2 separate regions of the Mus musculus genome follow, and region 2 is linked to region 1. The links are chromatin loops, found by intact Hi-C in ENCODE. Cell type or tissue: heart. All regions are shown on one strand. Links, peaks and the distances in the headings refer to the core of each region. The heading gives the core; the rest is flanking DNA. Region 1 has its middle 41 kb from the start of Gm30088. Region 2 overlaps Kcnk2 (potassium channel, subfamily K, member 2).

Region 1 (11,114 bases), core at 1,586-9,585:
GAGAATCTGCCTTGATGACAAAGAGGGCAAGGACCCATGCCTGAAGTTGTTCTGATGTCTATTTGCACACCATGGCATGTGCACACCTGCACTCATGTGTACAAATGAGCTCACACATCCTACAGAAGCAGGGTGGCCTGAGGGAGGCACAGTGGCATATGATAACACCGAGAGAAAGCATCCCGGGCATAACAAAAAGCCTCGCAGTGGCTCTCAGTCAGGAACCACACATTTGACATCTGTTAAGGAAGCTGAGGTGGCTGGAGAGGGGGAACACAGTAGGGGAGCAGAATGAAGTGAATGAGCCCCAAGAGGTCATGGGAAACCAACTCATGGACTGTTGTGATATCCGCCATCACTCTCAGGAAGAAAGGAAGAGACTCTTGGGGACTTAGGGCCATGGAACATGTGAATGGAAAGATCTGGCTACCTTTTAATCAGATCTCTGGTCATTGAGAAGATTCTGATATGGACAGGACAGAAGTGGGTGAAGTCATGAAAACCCCGATGATAACCAAAGTGGGAAATGATGGTGGCTTGGAGCACTGTAGGGACTCAAGGCTGTGTTTGTGCTCAGACTCAGGATGTTTCCATAGATATGGCCATTGAAACTGTGGGTCAGATGCAGGACATGAGTAGAAAAGAGAAATCAAGTATGGAGCCTAAGTGCTTTGCCAGAGGACTTGGACAGATGGCCTTTACTAAGATGGGGCTCAGAGGGGCATCATTTGGCCTGGCACTTGGGCACTATGGGGGCCAATGTTGACGGTTGATTTGATGGGATTCAGAATCACCATGGAAACACATCTCTGAGTTTGTATCTATGAGAAGATTGTCTAGATTAGGTTAACTGAGGTGAGAAGATCTGTTCCAAATGTGACTGGTACCATCCACACAGGCTGGAATCTGAGACTCCATGAAAAGTCGGAAGCCAGCTCAGAGGAAAACTCTGTTGCTCTCTGTTTCCTGACTGTAGGTATACTGTGAGTGGGCCCTGGCGCTCCTTTAGCCTCCTCCACCACCAGAGACTGTAGCTCCTCAAACTGTGAGCCAGCCTTGCCTTTCCCTCCCTCCCTCCCTCCTTCCCTATTCCTCCCTCCCCCTTCTTCCTCTCCCTCCCTCCCTCCTTCCTTCTTCCTCCCTCCCCCTTCTTCCCCTCCCTCCCTCCCTCCCTCCCTCTCCCTTCCCTTCCCTCCCTCCCTCCCTCCCTCCCTCCCTCTAGGTGCTTTTGTCAGGCACTGCCCAGCAGCAGAAAAAGAAGCAACTAACACAGGCATAAGAGATGGGTTGGGAGAAGTCTTAGAAGAAGATTCTCATTTAGAACTTACAGGAATTCGGGTGACACTCCTGGTCCATACATTCAAGACACCCCTGCATGGTGCTCCTAGGAAGCTCCCAGAAGAAGGGATGCAGAGTCTGGCGAGGCACGAAGATGACTTTGCCCCTCCTCCCCTGTGAAATCTCTTCTCATAGGAAGAATAACAGAAAGAGCTCGCTTGCTCGCAACAGCTCAGTGTTGGAGACTGTTGTGGTTGTTATTGCTTAAGCTCTCGACTTAAAAAGAAAAATGAGTTCTGTAGCCCATGATGTCCAAATGCAAGAGAATAGAAAACTAGTTGGTTTTGGGGGTGGGGCGGGATTTGAAATGTTTTATTAGATTTTCTTTATTTACAGGTCAAATGTTATCCCCTCCCCTGCTTCTATGAGCGTGCTCCCCCACCCACCCACTCCCGCCTCTGTGTCCTGGTATTCCCCTACAATGGAGCATCGAGCCTTCACAGGACCAAGGGCCTCTCCTCCCATGGATGTCGCCAAGACCGAAAAGTCGTTTAAAAGGTGAAACATGAGGTTTAAGTTCATTTTACGAACCTTGTAGTCTGAAGGAAGATGAAAAGACCATGCGTGAGGTTGGCCTCTATGGGAAACTTCTAGATCACATATTTTTTTAATAATATTTTTACATTTCTTTATTGTCTATGTGAACTTCCCTTCACGTGACTGTCAAGGTCAGAGGGCAGCTTGTAAGAGTCATTCTCTCCATGCACATGGGTTCTAGGGCTTGAACTCGGTCACCAGGTTTAGCAGCCGCCACCTTTGCCCACAAAGCCATCTCACCAGCCCTGAGTCACATTTCATTACTATCTCCCTCCTAGAAAACTCCAAAATGCACAATTTCAAATCAGTTAAAGGTTTGTGCCGATGAATGGACTCTAACAACTGAACTGTTGGGGGCTGGGTGCTCAACTGTCTATAAGGGAAGGCAGTCCCCTGCTCCACAGAGGCAAGCAGAGTCCTAGCAGGCCTGCCCCTTCAGCTCTCCATCTGCGAGGGAGGAGTGAGTCAGAGCACAGAGTCCCGAGCTTTGCTAATGGTCCATCTCCATTTGGTTCTGTGAAAACCTGCACACTCTCTTCTTTTCAGTCGTGTCTTCTGGGACATCCTCTTTGGCCTTTGGAAATGAGGAGGAGTGACAGAGCCTGGGCAATACTGACCTTCTTACAGTCTTATTACCCCGTCTTTACAGGAGTGTTCCTGACATGACATCCTTGTCCAGGAAGGTCCCCGAAGTTCAGCCTTTCCTGAACCACCATTATGTCTGAAATACACTGCTGGGTTGATTTCAATCCTAATCTGTGTTGGCTTCCGGGGTAAGGCAGGAAACCAAGAGAGCATGTGGAAAGAATCCTTCAGAGTCTCCTTGGGGAGGGAGCTCAGCTGATGACATGCTTATAATCCCTGGGACAGAATCTTTTTGTCCGAGGACCTGCCCAGTCCCTGGACATGACTTTTCCTTGACAGATATGGACAAAGATCTACTCACCGCAGACATGGCGCCATTGACAGACCAAGGAAATAATCCCATCCAAGCCTAACTTGTAGCAATGTGTTTACCGGGGTTTCCTATGGGAGAATGGACGATTGGTTCCTCGTGGCTCTTCCACAAAAACATGGGCAACACTGCAACTGCATCACAAAACAAGACCATCACAGAAGAGGGACAGGCTCCTGAGAGCTGCGTCCAATGACCTCCCTGAAACCCCAGAGGCTGGAGAATCTCCTCCTTGCCAGCAGCTATTCAATGCTTTGCATCCCCTCCTAGGGTCGGGTCAGGTCAGCTTGCAGTCTAGTAACTTCCTTGTGTTTCACGAGCCGCCCCCTTCCTCCACTGGGGAATGTTTCAATCTAGAGGAAACAGCTATCTAACTGCAGCCCCAAGAGGCTTTCTTCCCCCTAGAGTCAGAGACTCATTGAATATTTTAAATATTTCAAGAACAGCGTGTATGTATTCAGCTGTACATAAAAAATGCATGGATTTCCTCAGGAAAACACAGCCTCACTGAGAAAACGACAGAAACAGAGTCCTTACGCATTGCAGCAGAAAGCCACCCAGTGAGTAGACATGAGGACGGCTGAACATAGGCAGAGAAAGACATAAATTCTGAGGAAACTATATCTGCCACGGTCAAGACTAACACCAGTCTAACAATGGCAGCCTGGGCTGACTGCTCCATCCAGATGCACACTCTAATTCCCGGAACACGAGATGGTGTCATCTTCTCAGCTATAGCAACTTTGTGGGTGTGTTTGAGAAAGGGAGGTTCTTATACTGTAAGTCTTACAAGACAGGAACAAGAGGGCTAGAGGGTGGCTCAGTGGTTAGGAGCTCACACTGTTCTTCAGAGAACCGAGCTCTACTCCCATTACCCATGTCAGACAGCTCACAGCCACCTGTAACTCCAGTTCCAGGGGATCCAGAGGCCTCTTCTGGCTTCTGCAGACCTGCATTCATGTGCAAATACATGTGGAAACACATATATAATTAAAAATAAATATTTTAAAGGCAGAAGAATCCACCAGGGAGACGGGGAGACAGAAGGGGAGCCAGGAGACCTTTGGAACCTGAGATTCACCTACTTGGTTTTATTACTGGCTTTGAAGGTGGAAGAAGGCGCCACCAGCCAAGGAATACAAGATGCCCCGGAAGCTTAGAATAGCCCTCAACTGACAGGCAACAAGAAAACAACCTTTCTGCCTCAAAACAGCAAAAACTGAGTTTTCCAACACTCCAAATGATCCTGCAAACCAGATTGCTTTCCAGCCTTGAGAAAGGAACATAGCCCTAAGGACATCTCGGTCACAAGCCCATAAGAGACAAAAGTCTCCTGTGAGACTTTGGACCCATAAGACTGTGACATGCCAGACTTGCATCATTGAGTTTAGCATAATTTACTATAGCAGAATAGAAAACTATCTACATAGGCACAGTTCCCGTAGTCTGTGGAGGGAGCCTTAGTCAAAACACTGATCATTTTAGCTCTTGTTCCACACTTAACCTCAGCAGACAGCCTGTTGAGGCCACCATGAAACACAGCTGCCATTGGCCATCCATCCCGGGAAGCCTGAAAATGGAGGCCAGAATCCACTCTTGTATGTTTCCCCCATGTATGTCTTCATGCAACAAACCACAAAGCTCTACTGTCTTGGACAGGTACCAAAAAACTAGGGAAGGACCTGACCTAAGCCAACCAAAGAGCGACCCAGCAGCCACAGTCTACAGCAGTGGACAAAGCAACTGAATCCTCTATTGGACACCAAGAATCAACAGATGATGGATGGCTGTTGGAAGAAAGGGCACAGAGTAAAAGGATTTTAAACAGCAAAGGCAATTCAGAAGCTAACAGAAAGATAGAGACCAGCCCACCAGGAAACCTTGATGTTTTTAAAAGGAGGACAGAAGAAGAGGAACATGGGGCAGTTGTCTGATAAGAGCACTTCCCAAAGGCAGGACATTATGATACAGAAAGGGAATAAAGGCTCCCTAGCCCTGAGGGAGCATGAGAGAAACAGACAGAGTGAACCCTGCTGACCATGAGCAAACGTCTAGGCTCCAGGAAGCCAGCTGAGACATTCCCCGTTGTCTACTCATTCTTCACGTCCTTCTATCAAGCTTTTCCCTCCCTGGTTGATGTGATGTCTCTTTTCTATGGAACTGAAAGAGCCTCAGTAGCACAGGTTCACCAGACTCTGCAGACAGTGGCTGACCTGCTGTGCCGAGGTAAAATGCGTTTAGAATCCTTTGTCCCTGAGAAGGGTGGGACCCCTCTGGAGTTCACTGCTTCTTGTCTGTTAGGTTGTTTATTGAGAAGTCACCAATGAATCTCCAGAAAGTACTCTGTTAACCAGTCACATCCAGTATCACTTACACAGAAAAGGTTAGATTCGACAAAGAGGAAAGAGAAACTTCCTTAACCCAAGCAACGTATCTGTCATCAACTAACATGAGTGTTATAACTACAGTCTGGAACCAATCACGTCAAGGTGTGAGTCCTTTCTCCCTTCCTGAACGGTAACTATCGGTAACTATCGGGACTCAGTGGGTAAGAGCACTGGCTGCTCTTGCAGAGGACTCAGGTTCTGTTCCCAGCGCCCACATCCCTCACAACTGTCTCTAACTCCAGTTCCAGGAGATTGGACATATTCTGGTCTCCTCTGACACTGCGTGTGTGTGTTTCATAGACGCACACGCAGGTAAAACACCACACACACTCACACTCTTTTAGATAAACTATCAATTTTGGGTAAAAGATTTTAAAGTTTAATAATATATTTAATTATATCCATAGTATGTATGTGTTGGTTCACCACTTTGGGGGACTTATGACAATTTTTCTGACAAAGAGGCTCAGAGTCTTTGTAACAGAATTAAAGACCATCTTGCTCCCCTTCTACCATAGCATTTTATCTCCCTCAGTGACAGCTCACGAAAGAACCTGCTGTGTGGGATTTACTAGCGAGAATAACCTTCTACTAACAGTAAACAACAGATCTACCGCTCAGAAATATCAGCCTCAGAGGAAACAGACAGACAGGCTCAAGAAGACATGATCTGATCTTGGTTTCCCTGTTTCCCTTTTAGGGTGGCAATAAGCCATCTTGAACAGTCGAGTCCCAGCCACTTGATTACACGTGACAATCAACCTCCACAAGAACAATTGAGCAAGGCAGGCAGTGACTGGGAGACTTCACACAGGGAGCTAGAGTAGAGGGACCGGACCCCTTAGCCAGCTCTGTGGGGCTGGTCCTGCAGTTGAAATGCCTTCTTCAAGCCCACCTTGTTTCTGAGTGTCTCTCTGAGCAGGGTTCCAGCTCCTACTGTGACCTGCCTGATTGAGTAGCTAAGCACTTTAGGAAGGCAGGCTTGCTTTAGGACCTGGTGCCACCTGTTGGTCAATCCATGACCAACATTTCTGTGTCAATCCCACCAACTTGTCCCAAGTCAGTCTGTGCAAGAAGCCCTTTGAAAAACAGAAGCCATCTCAAGAGCATTCCCTTCAGCCTCATTTCCCTGCGCCTGCCTGTTGGTGCCAATAAAAATGGCTGAATTGTCAGATCAGTCTCTGGACTTATTTAGTAGTGGGGAGAAAGTTGCTTAAATTCAAATTTACCAGAAAATAAGACAATTTCTTTCCACATGCCCAGTGTGCCGCAATGATCACATGACTCCGGGGTAACCATGCCAGTTTTCCTGCCTGTACACAAATATGACTTCTTCGCACTTGTGTTGCTGTGTGAAAAAGCATCGGAAAGTTCTGGAATGACAGCTCAGAGAATTAAGACAGCAGGCCAGTTCAAACGTCCTCCTTTTCACTGGTGAGGTGGTTTTAAATAAAATATTTCTGGCATTTGTCTTCCATATCTTAAAGTGGTTATCACCTTACCAAGCCCCAGAGAGCTACCTGAGGTAACATGTGGCTACCTGAGGTGACATGTGCAGCGTAGAGATGGACATTTGAGCCACCACAGTTATGGACACTTATGAGAAGTATTGAATCACAAAATTGATTTTACAGGACATCTTTCCATGCCTGGGAGCTCTGTGTGAGCGTAGTTAGAAAGGCACACGTGGCACAGGAGTGCACACTGGGATCCTCGTTGCTCATACAGCCCTGGAAGTTTATTAAATCAGGCTTCGTGCCTCGTTAAACAAGCTTACATAGCAAATGACTGGGCACTTGCTAAGGGTCTCTCCCATTCAGCCTTGCATCGGGCTGTCTCCTGCTACTCTGCCCTCTCCATTTTAAATATAGATGGAGACTAAGAGAGGTGTGTTCTTTCCTAGAGGCTCATCCACTTTTCATCTGTGTGTGGCATCCACACAACTTCGCTGGCTCTTTGGAGTTTTATTTATGACTCTGTTAAAAACACCGAGCGCCATATATAATTTAACGATGAGGACAAAAGTGTGTGCATGCAGCAGGATGCCCCTCACAAGATCATAGATCTGAGCAGGGGTTGAAGAGCCAAGAATTCTCTTCTTAAGAGACTGAGAACCAGATGTTGTAAAAACAAAAGAAATTTTAACTTGTGATTTTTTTTTCCATTCTATTACCAAAAGAACCAAAGATGACTGCGTTAACCCCTGTACTAAGGGACAGGACTGATATTGTTCCATACTAATGTGGCATTACTGTGTGGTTGGAAGTTATGGATAGCCCCATCAAGAGAATAGATTGGCACAGGTTATCCACAAAATACGTTTAGCGATATTCTGGCAACGTCCTCTGATGTAAGAGCCTGCATTAGGGATGTTCATGTTCATGGCCACACAGTCTGAGGCATTTTTCCTCTTAGCCCCAAATGTACTTGTATAGCCCTCACAGATAGCCCCTCTATCTTCAAATGTACCCGAGACTCTGACGACTGTCACAGCTCTTGTCAGCTTGACACAAACCTACTAACGTCTGGGAAGAAGGACTCTCAGATGACAAACTGATTCCATCAGAATGGTTTCTATACCATTTTCTTGATGGCTGATAAACACAGGAAGGCCAGCCCCTGTGGACAGTGCCATCACTAGGCAGGTGGTCTGACCAAGCCAGGGAACAAGCCAGAAAGCTTAGTTCTCCATGATCAGCTTCAGTTCCTGCCTCAAGTTCCTGCCTTGACTTCCCTCAGGGATGGACTGTGACCTATAGACAATAAAACTCTCTCCTCCCACAACTTTCTTCTGGTCCTGTGGGGCGGTGAGCTAGTCGAGCACAGGCCTGGAATCCTGGTGACCCTAAGGGACCGAAGGTGTTCAGCCATGCCTCCTGGACCCCTCCTGGACCCCTGACTCCTGTCGCAGCTACAGCCTCCCACCACCATCACCTCCACCCCACCCCCCAGAGAGGTGTGTGGCCATCAGTCATGTTCATGTAGGCAATGCTCCAAGCTCCTGGTATTCTGTCTGGATTCCACCCCCACAGTTACCTGGCAACAGCCAGGTATGAGCCGCCCCACGGTTACCTAGCAACAGTTAGGTGGGCCCAGCCCACTATAAAAGGAGCTGTTTGCCCCCTCCTCTCTCTCTTACCTCTTATTCTCTTGCTCTTACTCTTGCTCCCTTGCTCCCCCTCTCTCCACCTTCTCTCCCCCCTCCCCTCCCTGTGTGGCCATGGCCGCCCTCTGCTTCTCTACTCTTCTCCCTCTCTCTGCCTTTCTACAATAAACGCCTTAAAAACCATGGATTGTCTCTTCTCATTGGGACCGCTGTGTTGGAGCAATGGAGCAGGTCTTCCCCGAACAAGCCACGCGTCTAACCTCCCACCAGGAGGACTCCTTGCACAATAGCCACGGCTTCCGCCAACCCAAGACGTTGCAGACCAAGCCAAAGGCTCTCATCCCTGCAGTAACCAGCTGGAGCTCTCTCCCCCTGCCCTTTTCCCCTCAGTCCCCGGGGCCAGAGTCCGCCCGCCATCCCCACTCTGTTTCTCGCCTCTTCTGAGACATCCAGGGGCACCTGAAATGTCCAAGACTGAAAACCTGACGTCCTTGGCCTCCTTGCGGCCCAGGGACCCCCAGAACCGGCACGGCACTTCCTCAGTGCTCAGCGGTGTCTGTGGTGCCTGAGAATCTGATCCCGATTCCGGCAGTTCCGAGGGGACCCCAGACCGCTCCTTCGCCACCCCCGGAGCGGGGGTCCTGCGTCTTCTCACAGCCCAACGCCTGTCCAGTGGTTCCATAGGGGTGTGCACAATCCAAACTTCCGGGAGTCTCGCCTCGCCCAGCGGCCCTAGCGTACATGGGACCCCATTTTTACCCCACATGGTCCGTGTTTTACCACAACAATAAAACACTCTGGGAAAAGAGCTTTTGGAATAGCTTAGTTCTGTACTTTACACCTTGTTATTAACACCATAAATTTTTTTAATTAAAAGCCATATTCTATGATAATGAGCAACACAGCAATTTAGTAGCAAACACACAATAGCAGTATAAAAACATAAAGGTATGTGTAGTAGGTAATGTTAAGGAGAAGAATATACATATTTTTCTATAAAGTTGAAGGCTTTATAGAATTTCTGAGGCTAGCAGAAATTATGTGTATGTAATATAGATGAAGATGCCGTGATCATCAGCGATATCCAATTCTATGCCCCATAGACTCTGTGACCACCACCACCCACCCTCCCCCTCTAGAGTAGCTGAGCTCTTGGGCTGCTGTGAAGTCCTGCAGACCACTGCACTAAACAACAGCAGTGTTTTGTGTCTTGGGTGTGGAGGCTAGAAGGAAAACACAAGGTGTTGGCAGGGCTGGTTCCTCCTCAGGAATTCATTTGAGGTCCCTAACCAGGCTCCGATGCCTCAGACTCTCCTTGCCCCCCACCCCCCACCCCCACAACCCACAACCCCCACCCCCCACATCCCTGTGCCTTCATAGCATCTCCCCTTTGTTTCTGAGTCCTAAGAGCTCGGGTCCTGTGGGTTTAGGCATGCCCTAATGACATTTTGACTTGGTTGCTTCTATGAAGATGGTGTTTCCAGATAAGGATATTCACAGGCCATGGGGATGGAAATATGGACATCTGGAATTAAAAGATGCCAGTTCAACTCATAACACCAGCAGTACCCTTTCTGCCTGCTTCAAAACTAGGCCTGATGGTCCCAATTGCAATATCCAAGGAACTGTGACCAGGGCTACTCTATGTGTGTGTGTGTGTGTGTGTGTGTGTGTGCCACTTTTTACTGTAAGATGGTAATTCTGTTCAGACAGACACAAAAATAAAATGAAGAGAAGGAGAGAAAGCAGGGAAGGAAGAGAGGGAGGAAGGAAAGGGGGAGGGGGAGGGAAGAGAAGTTTGGATCAAGCAGAATCTAGGTATGTAGCGTTAAAAACACATTTTGTAAGCCAGACATGGTGGTACATGCCTTTGATCCCAGCACTTAGGAGGCAGCAGCAGGCAGATCTCTGAGTTCAAGGTCAGCTTGGTCTACAAAGCAAATCCCAGAACAGCCAGGGCTGTTATATAAAGAAACCCTGTCTTGAAAAACCTAACTAACTAACCAAACAACAAGAAACTGCATTTTGTAAACTATTCCATTGGTCAAGATACAAGCAAGCAGCCTAAGATGCCACAGAATAGAAAAGTAGAAAGAGCTGTCAGGTATAGAATTATTAATCTGTGGTGTTATAGAATCATACATGGAAAGCCTAAGCCATTGGAACTCCCCAAAAGCCCTGCACCTTCCCTGCTTCCGAAACGAAGAAAACAAGAGAAGGGACAAGAGCTGTGTCACACGGTCATATTGCAGAACACACGACATTGACAAACTTACACTGAGCTTCCAGTCAGGCTCCTCACGGTGTTTCTGCCCAATAAAGACAGTCTCTCCTTTCCTTCTGTTTTCATTTTTGCTTTGAGACATGATCTCATGTAGCCCAGATTGGCCTTAAACCCCTGATCCCCCTCAACCTCCACACCCAGCTAAAGTGTCCCAAGATGATTACCACTGTCCCAAGCAGAATCTGCCCAAGGTCAGGGGTGTGAGAAATGACAACATCAGCAGAACTGGAAATTGGCAATGTCCACCAATTCCCCAGGTGGAGGACACCAGGCACATCCAGACAAAGGAAATTATATTTGGTGTCTAACTTTTTAAATCATGTGTTGTATCACTAACTGGAGGAATGTGTGGGATTCATTATTTGCTTTTACACACTCCAGACACTGGTATTTGTGCAAAAATGAGTGTATTGCAAATGACGTACAGAGATCTGCTTCTGCTCAGACAAGATCAGCACATCCCTCAATACATATTTACCGCTGAGATAGTGAACCCAAGGATGTTTG
Region 2 (11,114 bases), core at 1,191-9,190, 330 kb before region 1:
CCATTTTAAAATTCCTAAAATTTCATGTATCAAAATTCTCAAGATCATTACTATGGGTTTTTTTGGTATTAAATATGTAAAATTCTGAATACTTGGAAGTTTTGTAGCAAAGAGCCACAGCACACAGCCTTCCAGTGCATATGTGTAGGTTCGGGTGTGAACATGTGCATTCATACAGACAAAATAGAATAAATCACTAATATAAACAGTCATCACTCCAGTGTCTGATTCGTTCTGTCTCAGCACCCTTCTCATTCGCTGCTAATAAGAACTTAAATCGTGTAACATTTAGGCAATTCCTCGTAAAGTTGGACCTGAGTTTAATTTATCAACAATTCCATCTCTAGAAATTTATTCAAAAATAATTCTAAAAAATCTGTTTACAGACACTTAAAAAACATTCATTATTTGTTCTATGATACACTGATACACTTTCCCCCCACTGCTGTGCATTGAACTTAGGTCTTTATATATGCTGGGCAAGTGTTCTACCATGGCGGTATATTCTGGCCTCAAATGTTTTCTTTTCTTTCTGTTATAGAACAGACCTCACTTTGTGCCATTCAACAAAAAACCTGCAACCTACAACTCCTACACTTTTCTTACTTCATTGTATACTAGCATTAATATTAAGAGTTTAAACTTCTAAAAACTTTTAAAAAGAACATCAAACCAACCCTTTACTGGATGCTGTTCTGTGCACCCTCACCCTCACCTCTTCCTTCGTCTTCTTAGAGATCACCCGTAGCCAGTCCCCAATCATGCTCAGAACAGCTGCAAAGTAGGCCAGCCCAACGAGGATCCAGAACCACACCACAGGCTTGTAGAAGTCCAGATATTCAATGTCTGATCCACCTGCAAAAGGAAAGGTATTAATTGTATGTAGTCCCAAGAGTCAATAACTGAGATCCACAACACACTTGCTGGTGAGCTATGACTCAAGGGCAGAAATCTCTCAGCCTCTCCACAGACCCAGGCTCTTCCTTCACACCGAATTTCTCATTTTCTCTTACAGAATTCTCAGGTTTCCAAGGACAAGTTCAATAGGTGAGGATACACCCTTACCTTTCCAGATCACGTGGTTATCTGGGTTTCCTGTTTCTTTTGTCATTTATGACCTTTTTGTCCCTTGGGACTCAACCGCACCATCCCCTTTAACAACATATGAATCAGAGACCACACTTCCACTTTCAGAGGACTGTGTCCATCAGCCCATGCTGATCCACCTGTGCCACCCCATGGGTCTGCCAAACTGAACAGGAAGTGGGTGACTCTGGGCAGGAAGTGGGTGACTCTGGGCAGGAAGTGGGTGACTCTGGGAAGGAAGTGGTTGACTCTGGGCAGGAAGTGGGTGACTCTGGGCAGGAAGTGGGTGACTCTGGGCAGGAAGTGGGTGACTCTGGGCAGGAAGTGGGTGACTCTGGGCAGGAAGTGGGTGACTCTGGGCAGGAAGTGGGTGACTCTGGGCAGGAAGTGGGTGACTCTGGGCAGGAAGTGGGTGACCCTGTACGACTATTATTTTCAGGTCAAAAGTAGGATGATCTGATACCAAGCTTGAGGCAGAGCAACTATGGGTTAGCAGAGAAAGGATGGTCTATACCTGCAATGCCACCACCATCTTCTCCGAGGAAGTTCCATGATGTCATAAGCTTAAGCCCAACATCTCCAGAAAGAATAAGTAATGGAGCTCTTTTTCTTTGTTGTTGTTGTTAATGACTGACATTGTACTGTGGGAGTCTGCTGTGTGTATTTTCACATGCCCCCCTATTCAGCGCACACAGTAAAAGAGGTAGTTATAAAGTGGCAAACACTGAAACTCTAACCTATTAACCCAAACAAGTAGTCAAGGCCATATCTCCATATCTTAAGGAACCCAACTTTGACCTAAGAAATCCTCACATTCAGACTGGAGAGATGCCTTGGTGTATAGAGTGCTTGTCACTGAGTTCAGATCAGAACCAATATAAAGGCCAGATGTGCAGCTCACCTATGGCACTACAGGGCTCCTAACCCAGAGATGGGCCATGGAGACCAGAACACTCAGATGCTCCTGGGCCAGCTAGCCTGGAGTGTGCACACCCCCATACATGTATGGGCACATGCACACATGCACACACATGCAACTTGAACAGGAAGAAAGCCTCACGTAGAGAGTTGCTATAGCTGAGAGTGTGGAATAGCAGAGCAGATGCTATATAACTCTGTGGAAGAACACAGAGGAAGGGAGAAGGCAAGAAGGCAAAGGGAACTTTTAGGCGATATGTATCAAGGCACTATGAAAAGACACACTTTCTTTAGAGGATCAGCCAGCATATGGATGCCTACAGGAGTGTGGTCAGGGCCAAGTGAGGAGCCTAGGAAGAACAGGCTATATAGAATCATAAAGACTGGATCCTAACAGCAGGAACATGGTTATAGTTAAAGGGGAGATGACCTGTGTTCATGGTTGACTGCATGATCAAAAGGATCGTAGTGGCTCAGGGGGAAGGGAGATGGGAGGCCCCTGGAGATGCTCTGATTTGGGAGCGGCTAAGAAATTGCTATGTTGAATGAGGGCAGGCATGAGAGAAAAGGCATGGAAGAATGGAGCAGGGGACAATGATGACAGGATTGTTTCTGATGGCCTCAGTCCCTTACTTGGGAGATGGTGAAAGGACATTGACTAAAACCAGCACAGATACTTTAAGTTGGGACTTTTCAGGCTAAGGATGGTTAAAGACCCCTATTTGACTTCACCCCTAAGATTTCTGACATGCAGGCCTAATACACTGTGGGGCAGAGCAGAGCAGAGGGCAAGCATCATAGGGCTCACTGAATAGACCCTGGGGCTGTGCACAAATCCAACCCCTGGCTAGGAGAAACAAGTGCACACTACATTCAAATATAAAATACTAATGGAATGTTTCCCTAAGCAAATCAGACTCTGGAGGCCACACAAAGACTTCTGAATGTTCAAGGAACAAGCTAGAGGGGGGCTCTAGCAGGTAAGCGTTGTGAGTGGACACATAGTCTGAGGACAGCCTGGAGTGCACAGTGAGATGCCTTCTAAGGGAGGCCCACTGGCAAATTCCATTTGTCCAGTGTTTCCATTTCACTGAAATCAAATGACTTCCTTCCTAGTACTTTCTGTTTTCACACCAGAAAGAAGAAGAACCAGGAAAAACAAAAAAACAAAAAAACAAAAAACAAAGCCCACCTTCATCCAAATGTTTAGGGCTCACCTAACACGTAAGCTCCCAGAGTCACTGATTATAGAACAGCCCACACACATGATAAAGATGACATTTTACACATTTCTTATAGGCAGGATGTTACAGTTGGAAGGGTTAGCCTAATCACCAAAAGGCCCATATTTGGGTAAAACATTTAACCCAGAAGTTTTAGAGATTCTAGCCATGGAAAAAAGTTTTTTTTCACAGTCTTAATTACCACTCTTAAAATGAAATACTGGCAGCTGGATGGTCTAAGAAGAAAAACACCAAGAAAGAAGTCATTGTCAGACAACTATTCACCCTATTCACTTTCCCAAACCTAAGGCTTATAAATCAATTTGTTCATTAATCAGCTCACAGGATGCAAAAATCTTCCCTCTGTTAATGTATCTGTAATATTAAGATAGCTTGATTTAAAGGGGGAGATTTTAAAATGAAAAAACGATTTTAATCTTTTCTTATTTTTAATTGTATGTATGTGAGTATAGGCACACACACACACACACACACACACGTGTGTGTGTGTGTGTTTGTACATGTGTACATGTGTGCAGGTGCCTGCTGAGGTCAGAAGGGGATATCCAGTACCCTAGAGATGAGGCTAACAGCACCTGTGAGCTGATGTAGGTGCTAGCATCCAAACTCAGTTCTCTTCAAGAATAGCAAGTGCTCTGAACCACAGGAAATGCTTTTAAAAAAAAATCCTTGAGTGTCAGGAGTGTTAATTTTCTCCCTATTGTTTAGAACTGTGTCCAGCTGTCTCTCATTAATTAAGTGAAGTAGCTGGGAGTGGCAGCTTGCACCCGAATCTAGCACGTGGGACGCTGAGCTAGAAGGACTGGGAACATCAGAGCGGCTTAGAGGACCAGAGAGAGGCCATCTAAAAATCATAAAGGATCAAAGGGTGCAGAGTGACTTCTCTGTCTTAGACAGAAAGCCCACACCTTGTCTGTTGCCACATCTACCGGTTTCTTTTCTTCCTCTCACTGTTCATGTTGTGGACTGCAGGATGCTGTATTCTACACCCTCCCTCCCCTTTTATGTATCCCCTTCCCCTCCTGTGCACATAAGCTCTTTCCATTTTAGGAGCTTTTATATGAGAACATTATATGAAAATGTACAGATAGCAATAAAAATACCAAAGAGGGTGGAGGCAGACAGCTTCAGGAACCTCCTCAACTTTTTCAAATAGTCTAAGCATTCTGAGTCTGTATTGGGATGTGTGATGGCTTCCTTTTCCTCTTTCCTTCTTCTCTTCCTCTTCCTCCTCCTCCCCCCACCCCTCCTTGACATTTGCAAGACTCACACTCTGCCAGAGCTTAATCCAATATAGCAGATTAAACTACTAAAAATATAACTCTGGAAGGTTCAAGCTGTTCACAATGCTAGGAAATGATTCTCTCCTCAAAGTGGGTTCCCTAAGTGGCTGGGAACCTCCCCTATATCAATCACTGAGAGAACCTGCCTGCCTGCTCCCTGAGAGTCATGGCAGGAAGAGGATGGACAATAGCTTATGGGGAGACTTTCTGACTCTGGATGCCCTACATTGCTCAGTCAATATGCTCATTTCAACTCACTTATAGAATATTCAAAAATCCTCCTGGGGGAGGTGAGTGAGAACTTAGCCTAACAGATTAACCCCCATGACTAGCACCACCCCACCCTAAAGGACTACAGGTGGTTCCCGGAAAGCCATCCTACCCTAAAGCTCTGTAGGTGAAGGAGCTGAGGCTCCTGTATTTGGGCATCAATGGGGCCTTAGGTATAATTTAGCTTTATCTCCATCTGCTTTTTCAGAAATAAAGTTGATGATTCAAGTGCCACCCAGTTCAATCTGCCCAGAATTCAAGAGAGACAGCCAGATCCATGCGGCTTGTCTGAAATCCTAGTGACTTTAAATAGAGATGTAAGGGCATGGAAAATGAACCGTAGCACGTCACAAATGGACAGGAGCCACAGAGCTCACCTGCAAACCCAGTCTTGTGTTGCTCTGAAGTGTGGCTCCTCCTTCCACAGGATGGAGTTGTCCTTCACCCATATGCTCAGCTCCTAACTGTCGCTACCCTGCACCTTACACCATCCAGCTGTCCTGCAGCCCGGTGTTGAGAGGGTACTCTCCACACAGGATGCCAGCACAAACCAAGGTCCAACCTGGGGAGCCAGTGCGCTTACTGGTCCTACTTATACATCATGAGTGAAGGGTTACATATGAAAGCACAGAGATCCTCAAGTAGCCATGATACCCAAAACCTCTCACCCCAGCCTGGATGAAGACAATTAGCTGCATGGATGGAGTTCCTTCCCCAGTCTGCATACTCCAGCACCTCCTGAGATGATGAGTAAGGGTATAATCAGGAAAGAATGACATACAACTGGCCAGGAGGTACTGAAGGGAGCGGCCTGAATTGAATGGCCCTTCCATCTACTCCTTCTAAGATGGAACATCAACGTTCAACAAGCCAGACCTTTGGGGCTCTCTCACAAGTAGTGGGAGCCATTCTAACAAAGGTGGTGGCTGTTCTACTTGCAGGACAGTGAGCTATGACACACTCGTAGCAGGAACGTAAGTGGGAGAGGGAGAGGGAGACTAGGAGCATTTACAGCATCAATCCCACTCAAGACAGTGAATCCTTTGTGACCTAATGACCCATAAAGACATCACTTCTTAGTGCCATTAAAGGAGAAATGTAAGATTAGGAGGGGACAATACTCAGAGGACAGGGTCAACAAAACTGCTCCACCCCCATGGTATGGAAGATGCTTAGTTACCGTGAGAGTCATCCAGCCAGGCCTGACAAGCATCCCCTTTGGCTCAAGGTAGCCCTGTGGATCTGAAGACGAGGCCCTCTATTTACCTCCTGACTCAAGTGGTTTCCAGAAGGTGGTGATATTCTGTTCCACAGACCATGAGATTGGGATCAGGCAAGTGTTTTGCATAACTACCACTATAGAGCTGTGTGTGTGTGTGTGTGTGTGTGTGTGTGTGTGTGTGTGGGTGAGTGTGTGTGTGTGTGTGTGTGTGTTTGTGTGTGCATGTGTGTGTGTGTGAGATTTTTTTCATGCTAAAGTAATTTTAAAAAATAAGAATGTGAGAACATAACACACCTTCCCCTTAATTTTCTTGACCTGTGGATTTTCTTCTTCTGAATCACAAAATATTAATGATAAAAACCTCACATACCCTGGTTTGAAAGCACAGTCATTCTTGATTCAGATCATCAATTCCAGGACCATCCTCCCATCTTCTAAAGCCATATATGTGTGTTATAGAACAGAAACACAGTGACACTCTAAAGAAACCCGAGTTTCAGCTTCACATTGCTATAACAAGATACACAGAGCGAGCGTGAAACAACCAAAACCAGTTCACTCAGCCCATGACTCTGGAAGTTCCAATTTGGGGTCCGGTGACCTCATTGATTTGACTCTGGTGAGGAACACTGAGGAGCAATCATGACAAGAGTGTGTTATGGGCCAAGAAGCTGAGAAATGAGAGACTGGGGTCCTACATTTTCCCATGAAAGCACGCAGTAAGCAGAAGGCATCCTAGGCCGCTAAGCCTCTGGAGACACAGCGTGCATGAGTTGTTGGGGGAGACCCATTTAAGTCACAGAAACAGGTTTGTTTCTAAGTATTTTAGTTTGGATATCAAATAATGCTCTTAACTTGGGGCTTTGACTATAATTTTACTACTGATGATTTATTTTTATTATGATTATGATATTTCTGTTTTGCATACTTTTCTCTTGTGACAGCAAATTTCCTAGAGAACAGAAACATTCTTATAGTGGCATGGTCAATCTAGTGACTTTGGTCTTCAGCAATAACTCACCTATTAAAACACTGATATATATATATCCTATTATATCACCTCTTACATATATTGTATTACATATAACCTATTATATAATCGGTTACATAACCGATTATATAACCTAGTATATAACTATATTATATATATATATATAGCTGACTATATCACCTATTGTATATAATATATTATATATAACCTATTATATCACCTACTATGTATTATATATGACCTATTATATATTATGTATTATATATACATAACCTATTATATACACATATATATCTGTATATGTATAATAGGTTTTATATATATACACATATATACATATATAAATATATATATAAAACGTATTATGTCACTGATACAGGAAAATGTAAAGCTAAAGAAGAGGGCTGTAGAGATAGATGGCTCAGCAGCTGCTCTTCCAGAGGTCCCGAGTTCAATTCCCAGCACCCACATACAATCTCACAACCATCTGTGGCTCCAGTTCCAGGGAATCCAATGCCCTCTTCTGGCCTCTGAAGACAGCACTCACACACATAGTATAGAGATACACATACAGGCAAAACACCCATACACATATAATAAAACTTAAAACTTGAAATTATTTTAAAGTGGAGACAATTAGATCTGCCTAGCATTTGAAGTTATATTTTTGGAAGTTAGAGATCAGCACTCAGATTTAGAAACCAGCCCATTTCCACTTCTGTTCTTCATGTAAAACCTACTGTTGGAAGAACAGGAACCTCGTGGGTGCAAAGAAAGGGAAATCTACAAGTCCCTCCCTCAGTCATCTCTCTACAAGGGTAGACGTGTGCAGCGGTGTGTGGTGTGAGGTGTGCCGTGTGCAGCGTGCGGTGTGAGGTGTGCCGTGTGCAGCGGTGTGTGGTGTGAGGTGTGCCGTGTGCAGCGTGCGGTGTGAGGTGCGCCGTGTGCAGCGTGCGGTGTGAGGTGTGCCGTGTGCAGCGTGCGGTGTGAGGTGCGCCGTGTGCAGCGTGTGCTGTGCAAGCACTGTGTACAGGAGTTAAGTGATCATTTCCACTGGGAATTGTTTTGATATCTCCGTGGAGAGCAGTTTGGAGTCTCCACTAAGCACCAGCTCCGTCATAACCATCACTCACCAAGGCTCGCTCCTTTGCTCCGTCCTCCTGTGTTTCTACAATGCTTCTAGAAGCCTGCTGACCCCTGTGAGCTAATCTCTTGGCTTGCCCACAGACCCTACCCCCACTCCAATTCTGCTGATTAATCAAGTGCACAGTTTTCTCATCACTGGCTAAAGCACAATGAGCAGATTTCCCCTGTTCCACAGACCTTGATCCCTATTGAGTGGCTGCCCCCTAATTTCATACATTCCTTTTGGAGGAGCAGGAGCCACAGCCTTTGTCACTTTGAGTGCTGAACACAGTATCTCATAAACGGTGTGTTCACTAACCATCAGAGTAAACGAATATGAATTTCCGAATGAGTGCTGATTATAAGACAGAGAGCCAGTAAGGGGGCTCTGTGTGTTAGGTCACTTGCTGTAAAGCTTGATGACCTGAGTTCAGATCCCTGGAATCCATGTGATAAGCCAGCCGCTTCTGCAGCCGAGCCCTCCTTCAGCCAGATGCAAAAGGAAGACAAGAAATTCTCTGCAAAGCTTATAGGCCAGCTGGTCTTGGCAATGCAGAGAGGAGAAGCAAGAGTGCCCTGCCTCAAACGGTGGGAAGAGAGAACTGAGTCCCTAAAGTTGTCCTTGAATACATCACACACACACACACACACACACACACACACACACACACACACACACACACAGAGTATATAATACATCTTCCAAGCAGTCACACAAGCTTCACCTTTCTGATTAACAGAAAGGTTCTTGTTTTCATTTTCTGAGCTGATCTTGTGAAGGGTCACCGGTTTTCAAGCATCCTCTACCCTCATCAAGTACTTTTTTGGGTACCTATTGGCTCTCCAGCAACACCTTCCTCAGCAATCAGCTTAAAGGCAGCAATTTTGGAACTGGCCTGAGGGATAATTGTGCAAATCTTAGGCTGTATCAGGCACTGTATCCTAGAGGATTTCTAGCAACAATTGTTCTGAACAACAAACTTCGTGATGGCTTTAAACAGAGCCCGAGATGTTTTCACAATGGCATTCCCTTAGATTAAGAGAGTGCTCACTGCATGAGTCCTATTTGGGATTATACAGAAAGGAAATCACTTGGCTATGAAAAGCATCACTTCCGAAGATGACTTATATAATTCTAGGAAACTTTGTAGGGGACACAGATTTATGTCTTTCCCCAAGCCAAAAATGCAATGACAAATGACAATAGAACTTTGAAAACTTAATTTAAAAAGTCATCCAGGTAACATGCCAGGGAAGAAGGGCCTTAGCTGGGGAGGCAGAGCTGTGCTCTGTGAGGAAGAGGCAAGTAATGCCCTACACGTGACGTTAGACCAGGCAGGGAGACACTCTGCCTCCTGTGGGATAAGTAAGCTCCCAGGATCTAAGAGTACACTCTTTCAGTGATGAAAAATTCATAAAAAACAACTTAAACATCTGATATATATATATATATACACACACATGTATATACATATATATACATATGAACTATCCTTCTTTACTTTTTAATTAAGGATGTGTATGTGTGTGTGCGCGCGCGTGTGTGTGTGTGTGTCTGCCTGTCTGTCTGTCTGTCTGTCTGTCTGAATGTGAGTTTGTGCATCAGAATATAGTCTCCAAGAAGGCCAGGAGAAGGCACTGAGTTCTCTGGAGGTGCTACGTGGGTGCTTGGAACCCAATACCCACTCTCTCTCTGCACGAGCAGTACCACACATAACTAATCAACCACATGTGACTTTGTGGTGTCAGCCATAATGGTTACTTATAATGCTTAAGTCTGGGGACTAAGATTGTGAGGTTTTCTTAAAAGTGTAGGGAATTCGAGACACCTCTACCCCCCCCCCCACTTTGTTGAAGTCTCTTTTGCACAGGCTTTCCCTCATGTGTGCCTTTTGGAAACAACCTAGGCTGACTTGGGAAAAGGAGTGTTCTAGAGGACTTTACTGAGAAGTATGTTTTGGGGGTAACATGCTGCCCCCTTTCCCCTGTGTCTGGTTATGGGTATCTAAAAAGCCATCTGCTTTGAAAATGCATTTTAAGTTGTGTTAAACTTGGTAGCTAGGCTTTTCTCCAGTCTTCAAGCATTGTCACCTAAGGGATCTTAAGAAAGCGAGGCTGAGGTAGTCCTCATTCTAAAGGCGGGCATGACTGGACATCCTAGGCATTTGCAGAAATGAAAAGTCATAGACAGGAATGAGGAAAGCCACAGTAATTCCCAGATAGGACCGTGAGCTCACCCCGACCACTGTGACTACAAGCGACACTTTCAAAACCATGCAAACCATGCTGGCTCCCCCATTTCCTTTCCCCTTCCAACTTCAGGAAGAACCACTGCACACATGGCTCTAAGCTGTGCGCTTGTGTTATCAGGGTAACACACAGCCCAAACTCAGCTCTCCTTGCTTCTTCTCGGGATGGAGAGCTTGGGTGAGAGGAAAGAACGGATCAGCTGGGAGGATCAGATGTCAATCACCAGTGTGACGACCCAGCCACCACATCACGCCCCCGACACAGGCAGAAACAGAAATATAAAAGTAAGCTTTGTAGAGAACATCTTAAAAGGCTTACAGTGGGGAGGGATGGCTCTTGTGATATCGATCAATTGATCGATAGGAACATCTGGTAGCCAGAGGGGATGTTCCACAAAGCAAATAGCCAGTCTGTCCCAGGAGGAGCTCTGCCCTAGCTTAGCAGCTTGCTGTAGTCATAAGGTCCCCAGGAGGAATGGCTGACTGTGTGCACTATCTTCAGTTATACACGACAATCAGTCCCCTCACAGGAAGCTTGGAAGACAAGTCCAGTTTCTGTTTTCTGAAGATTCTTACAAGGGCATGTTTCCTGCCTTGCCTTGTCCAGAATGGCCCCCAGGTATAAGGATGTGACACATAAAGCTAGCAGCCCTCACAAACACAACTCTGTGGCCTCACAATAAAGGCCAATAAAGACCGAGGAGGCAGAAAAATCATTAAACTTCA

The links. A loop is a pair of places that touch in the nucleus more often than their neighbours do. Peaks named below come from ENCODE experiments on the same cell type or tissue, not always from the same donor. Only the 100,000 strongest peaks of a DNase experiment are listed, where the experiment ranks them.
Region 2: it touches region 1 in a loop (2.9-fold over the local background); 2 of 42 quality-filtered maps call a loop at or near these places.

The regions. Positions count from the first base shown.
Region 1 is chr1:189,573,354-189,584,467 of GRCm38, forward strand. No RefSeq gene overlaps it. Among named protein-coding and RNA genes, the nearest start is that of Gm30088, 41 kb to the right of the region's middle. In heart, for the core only: a CTCF peak has its summit at 6,234 (motif pointing left); DNase peaks (open chromatin) are centred at 2,378, 2,728 and 3,138; H3K4me3 peaks cover 754 bases; H3K27ac peaks cover 981 bases; H3K27me3 peaks cover 289 bases.
Region 2 is chr1:189,242,172-189,253,285 of GRCm38, forward strand. Kcnk2 (potassium channel, subfamily K, member 2) reads right to left here. Exons shown (of 7, transcript NM_001159850.1): 6 at 716-855. Among named protein-coding and RNA genes, the nearest start is that of A430027H14Rik, 95 kb to the right of the region's middle. In heart, for the core only: no CTCF peak of the experiment used is centred there; no DNase peak of the experiment used is centred there.